Regions from separate parts of the Homo sapiens genome. Here region 2 is linked to region 1. Evidence: read pairs that join two places in POLR2A ChIA-PET (ENCODE). Cell type or tissue: PC-9. All regions are shown on one strand. Links, peaks and the distances in the headings refer to the core of each region. The heading gives the core; the rest is flanking DNA.

Region 1 (2,931 bases), core at 115-2,614:
TGCATGCCTGTGGTCCCAGCTACTTGGGAGGCTGAGGTAGGAAGCTCACTTGAGCCTGGGAGGTCAAGGCTGCAATGAGCCACGATAGCTCCATTGCACTCCAGCCTGGACAACAGAGAGAGACCCTGCCTCAAAAAGTTAATTAATTAATTAATTAATTAATTGAAAAACCTAAAGGGAAAACTGCTTCTCACGAGAAGTTGAAAGATAACAAAACAGCTCTTTCCGAGTCTGAATGTTCTCTTGGATTGGCTTTTGTGGGTTGGTGTGTGTGTGCACATGTATGTGTGTGTACACGTGTGTCATACATGTGAGTGTGCATGTGTGTGGGAACTCAGTATCAACAGTACATGAACTTATAGCTCCTGTCTGACTCCTAACCTGCTGGTTGCTGGCTGGCAGATGAATCAGCTTTCCCTAAGGCGTGTGCCCATTTTTTATCCAATCAATCATTACGGAAGCACACATATAGTGCTGAGCTAGCAAGCAGAACAGTTAGAAAGGGAGATTGGACAAGACCGGCAAATTAATTGATGTCTCTTCTACAACTGTTTTTCTAAAATAATAATAAATATCATTAAGATTCAAGTAAGATATAAAAATCATATTGGGAACTGAAAAATTATTATGCACAATTAGAATAATTGCATCATTAAAAGAGCCGAATAAATCTGCTATTAGAGATAAATTACCAATTAGAAATAATAACAGTGAAATGAAAAGATAGAACATCCAAAAAGTTCATCAAAGTCTTATATCCCGTAAAAGGAAGCTAAAGCATAATAATAAAAGAGATCTATTCTCAAGAATAATAGAGTTAGCAAATATTCATGAAAAAGCTTAATTAAAAGCTACATAGAACTTTTATAATGAAAAATGTTAAGTAGGAAATATAAAGAAAAACTTTAATAAGTGAAGTTATAATTTAAACCTTGATAAAGAGATTAATATTTCTTCAAAGTTAATTTGTAGAAGTATTACCATTGCATTCAAACTCTCAATAGAGAGGGGTGGGAAGATAACAAAATATTTCCAAAATCAATTTTAGAAAAGTGTTTAGAATAATTGGAATATTATAAAAACACTGAAAAAAGTGTCACTGGTTTTTAAAATATAAGAAAAGCAAAGTATTGCTCTTAGAAGAATTAAGTTGTGTTAGATGTTAAAACATTATAAAACATTATAAAATTAACAAATTCATAAAAATTAGAATAATTAAAATATTGATTATATCTGCAGACAAATAATAATTTTTCTCAAGCCTAAAGTACCAATCAAAATCATAAGAAAAAACTGACAAATTTAGATATGTAAAACTTAAAATGATATATTAAAAACTCAATTGATAAAGAAACCAGTAGACTATGAACAATATTTGATATTGAGTATGTCAAATATTTCTATAAAATATCATCTCATTAAAATTTATTTTAAAAGGCAAAAATGCCCTAGCATTAAAATTGAAAATATGTAACAATTTGTACAAGAAAGAACACAATTACATTTAAACAAACAAATGGAAATGTGTTCATTCTCACTAAACATCAAAGATTGCACATTAAAGCAAACTTGAAATATTAACATGGACCTACAAATTAGAAAACACTTCTGGAAATAGCACACAGATTGAATAAGGATGTTACCACACTAGAAATACTCTGTACAATTTGTAACACTGCAAACTGGTACAACTGATTTGGATGGCAACATTACAAATTGAACACCAAAGGCCATAAAAAACTATTTTTTCCACTTTACCACTCCCAAGAGATAAAGGAAAGAGTGCAATCTCTTTTTGTTTTTTGCATTTTTAAAATTATTTAAATAGGTTTTTGAGGAACAGGTGGTGTTTGATTACCTGAGTAAGTTCTTTCATGGTGATTTCTGAGATTTTGGTGCACCCATCACCCGAGTACTGTACCTTATACCCAACGTGTAGTCTTTTATCCCTCAGCCCACTGCAACACTTTCCCCTGAGTTCCCAAAGTCCATTGTATCATTCCTATGTCTTTTCATCCTTATAGTTTAGCTCCCACTTGTGAGTAAGAACATATGATGTTTGGTTTTCCATTCCCGAGTTACTTCACTTAGAATAATGGTCTCCAATTCCATCCAGGTTGCTGCAAATGTCATTATTTCATTCCTTTTTATGGCTGAGTAGTAGTCCATGGTATATATATTCCACAATTTCTTTATCCACTCATTGATTGATGGGCATTTGGGCTGGTTCCATATATTTGCAATTGCTAATTGTGCTGCTATAAACATGTGTGTGCAAGTATCTTTTTTGTATAATGACTTCTTTTCCTGTGGGAAGATACCCAGGAGTGAGATTGCTGGATCACATGGTAGTTCTACTTTTAGTTCTTTAAGGAATGGAATGAACACAATCTTTGAGATCAAATAGACACAGGCTCCATTCTGATATACTGCAGCTTTACTATCTTCATTGATTAGAAAGTGATGATAACTGTGGCTAAGATTTCCACAGAGAGCAAATAAGATAATGATACTATAAATGCCTAGCACTTTAGAGACACTAAATGGATTGTATTACCTATGTTTTTTCTCCTCATCTTTCTTATCCCCATGAAACACACACACAAACATGAACATACATGCACTTATATATAAGCACAGAAAATTTAAAGAAAATAATTTAATCAAAAAAGCTTTATGCTCTGAGAACAGAAGGGGAAATGGCATGCCATTCCTTTAACAATGCCTAAGCCATTACAAGGGATTGGGAGTTTTCCAGCTACAATCTTGGCCATCTGTATTAGTCTGTTCTCACACTGCTATGAAGAAATAACCAAGACTGAATAATTTATAACAGAAAGAGGTGAAATTGACTCAGTTCTTCAGGGCTGGGGAGGCCTTGGGGAACTTACAATCATGGTGGAAGGGGAAGCAACCATGACCTTCTTCACA
Region 2 (2,931 bases), core at 150-2,649, 1.8 Mb after region 1:
TTTAAATTTACCAATTTTATGCAATATTTATTAAGTCCTTTTTATATAAGATGAGGAATTTAGTGTACTTATAATTTCAGGACTCTTTCTTCAACTTCTGAAGTTTTGGTAGTTATACAATTTTTGTTTTTATTCATTAATTAATTAATTCATTCATTAGAAAATATTTAGTGAGGCCAGGCATGATGGCTCATGCCTGTAATCCCATCCCAGCACTTTGGGAGGCCGAGGTGGACCGATCACCTGAGGTCAGGAGTTTGAGACCAGTCTGACCAACATGGAGAAACCGCATCTCTACTAAAAGTACAAAATTAGCTGAGGCATGGTGGCACATGCTTGTAATCCCAGCTACTCGGGAGGCTGACACAGGAGAATCAGCTACTCGGGAGGCTGACATCTAAGCCGAGGTGGCGCCATTGCACTCCAGCCTGGGCAACAAGAGCAAAACTCCATCTCAAAAAAAAAAAAGAAAAAAATTTAGTGAGCACACTAGGTGCCAGTCACTAATCTAGCTTCTAGGACTATAACAGGGAACAGCACAGACTTGGTGCCTACTGACTCGGAGCTTGAATTTCAAGGGAAAAGACAGATAATAAAAATAAACAAATGAATGAAACCACTACACAGTGATATAGCAGCCACATCTTCTAGCCTTTATAGAGAATGTTGATGGTGCCATTTTGAGTGATAGTTGAGCAAAATCTCTCTTGAGTTAGTATTTAAACTGAGTCCTGAAGTTTGAGAAGGAAACAGCTAGGCAAAGACCAAGATCACAGAGCATTCCTGGTAAAGAGAAATCCAACTACATGGCAACATCTCAAAGGTGACAAAAATGTGATAATGTGAGGAAGACATTAGAAGATGAGGTTCAAATTGTTTTGTAACAATTTTGTCTTTGTCCCTCTACACTGGGCCCTGTGTCTCTATATGTGTCCTCGTATGTGTGTGTGCATGCATGTGCCCTTTAAAATCCATGCTTATATTATTTTCACCTTGTCCACCCCAGTAATGTTTTCTTTTTTTTAAATATCTTTTGCAAAAACCACTTATTTGTCTCTCATTGATCAGAACTGATTCATGTGATTGACTAAATCTGGAACATAGGTTGATGCTTGGAGCAGAAAAGAAATCAACCTAATTTGAACAACATGGGAAGATTGGAAAACTACTGATTCTCTGAAGGGTGATTGATGAATTGTTACTACAAAATGGGTGAATGAACCCTGACCAATGAGTAGTCACTACAGAAGCCCTGAAACATCAAAGTAGGCATGTCAGTAGGCAATCAGACTTCAAATCTAGCTATGAGTTGGAAACTTGAAAAATGGAAGTCTTCAAGAGATAGATGATACTTAAGCAATACAGAAAGTTTAAATCAAGTTGGAGAGATGATAGAGAATAATAAACAGCACATTACCTAGCACTGTGGAACTCTAATATAAAGCTTGGGTATATGGGAAGAGGTCAGTAAAGCAGTTGACAAAAGAATATCTCACTCATCTGTATAGCCGGTGATCAGGACGGGGAGTTACATTAGGCTAAATTCTTCTATAGACTTTATGGAAGCCTTTATAGAACCTTCTATAGGTTCTGCCTTTAAATGTCCCTAGGATCATTCCCTGTTCTTTGTGAATGTTGACTTAGAGTTTAGTTTCTCTAAAGTAGAGATGGGAAGGATGACTCTCTCCAATACAATGATCTTGCATTTGTTTTGGGTTATACTGTTCCTACTCTGTTGCTCCTTTAATCCAATATCAGTGTTATGCTCTGGAAAGTCCTCAAAATTAGTGCAATGAATTAATAGCACTCTTTCTTGCTTTCCAGAACTATGTTTTGGATTTACACACCTTAAAATGAGTTTTTCTTCATTTCCACAGGATATTGGGAGGGAAGGAGGTAAATTCCTATCCTCAACCTGCCACCTTCCACTAGTAGTCGAAACGTTACTTCTATAAAATAATTTCCTGAAACTTCTGTATGGTTAAAAAAAATCCTGCTGTGTAAACCAAGTAATAATTTCCCCCTGGAAATTGAAATTAAGGATAAACAATTGAGTGAAATTAACACTTAACTAATGTGTTTTCTTTCTAATTTATTAAATATTTTAGAGCTTTGGAAGCAAAAGCAGCAGCTCTTTTATAACTTTCCAGAACACCTTTATTATAATCAACCTATTTCACGTAACACTCTGGTGTTCTTAGTTTTACTTGTAATTAGACTTTTGCCTCTCTAATTGCACCAAAATAGTAATAAATGTTTTTAAAAAGATTTTGTCTCTTTGAAAAGAGAATGAATGTATCCATTAGCTTATTGGCATCCATCATCTTATAGAGGTCAGTTCGCTTAAATATTTTGGATGGAATACATCTTCCTAACTCAGTTTTCTCTTAAAATGTTAGGAAAAAAGCCCTCAAGACAACTACCACAGAAGTCAGGATACTTGCTTCAAATGATGCTATAGCATTGTTGTTAGTCCTAGTATTATAAAATAAATGAAAGGTATCATAGAAACAAGTACATAATAGACACCCAGTCCATATTTGCTTACTCTTTTAAATAAAAGCAATATCACAAATAAGTTAATTGATCTCTAGCTAGAATGTTGTCCTTATTAGATAGTTTCACATTCAAACTGAAAAAACATTTCAGAATTTGATATGAAACCCATGCACATGGTTTACATTCATTTAAAGCCATATATTTTGCTCAATTGTTTTTTCATTTCTTTTCTGGCACTGCCTAAAACCAGATGATATTACACTAAAAAAGTGAATTGGTTACTAAGCCTTTCCAGCTGTGAAAAAGGAAATAAAATCCCATACTTCTTAGGCACTATGTATAAGAAAAACATTTTTCATGGCAAGTAAATATATGCTCTGGCTCTTTACCTCCAGGTGAGTGGTCTTATTTTAAATTTTTAAAATGATTGTG

The links. Peaks named below come from ENCODE experiments on the same cell type or tissue, not always from the same donor. Only the 100,000 strongest peaks of a DNase experiment are listed, where the experiment ranks them.
Region 2: POLR2A ChIA-PET joins it to region 1 with 14 read pairs; 2 of 35 experiments call an interaction of 5 or more read pairs at or near these places.

Annotation. Positions count from the first base shown.
Region 1 is chr21:29,443,630-29,446,560 of GRCh38, reverse strand. The region is part of intron 1 of LOC107985486 (a long non-coding RNA gene); the gene reads right to left. Among named protein-coding and RNA genes, the nearest start is that of BACH1-IT3, 51 kb to the left of the region's middle. In PC-9, for the core only: no CTCF peak of the experiment used is centred there; no DNase peak of the experiment used is centred there.
Region 2 is chr21:27,639,279-27,642,209 of GRCh38, reverse strand. All of the region lies in intron 1 of LINC01673 (long intergenic non-protein coding RNA 1673), which reads right to left. Among named protein-coding and RNA genes, the nearest start is that of LINC01673, 2.1 kb to the right of the region's middle. In PC-9, for the core only: no CTCF peak of the experiment used is centred there; no DNase peak of the experiment used is centred there.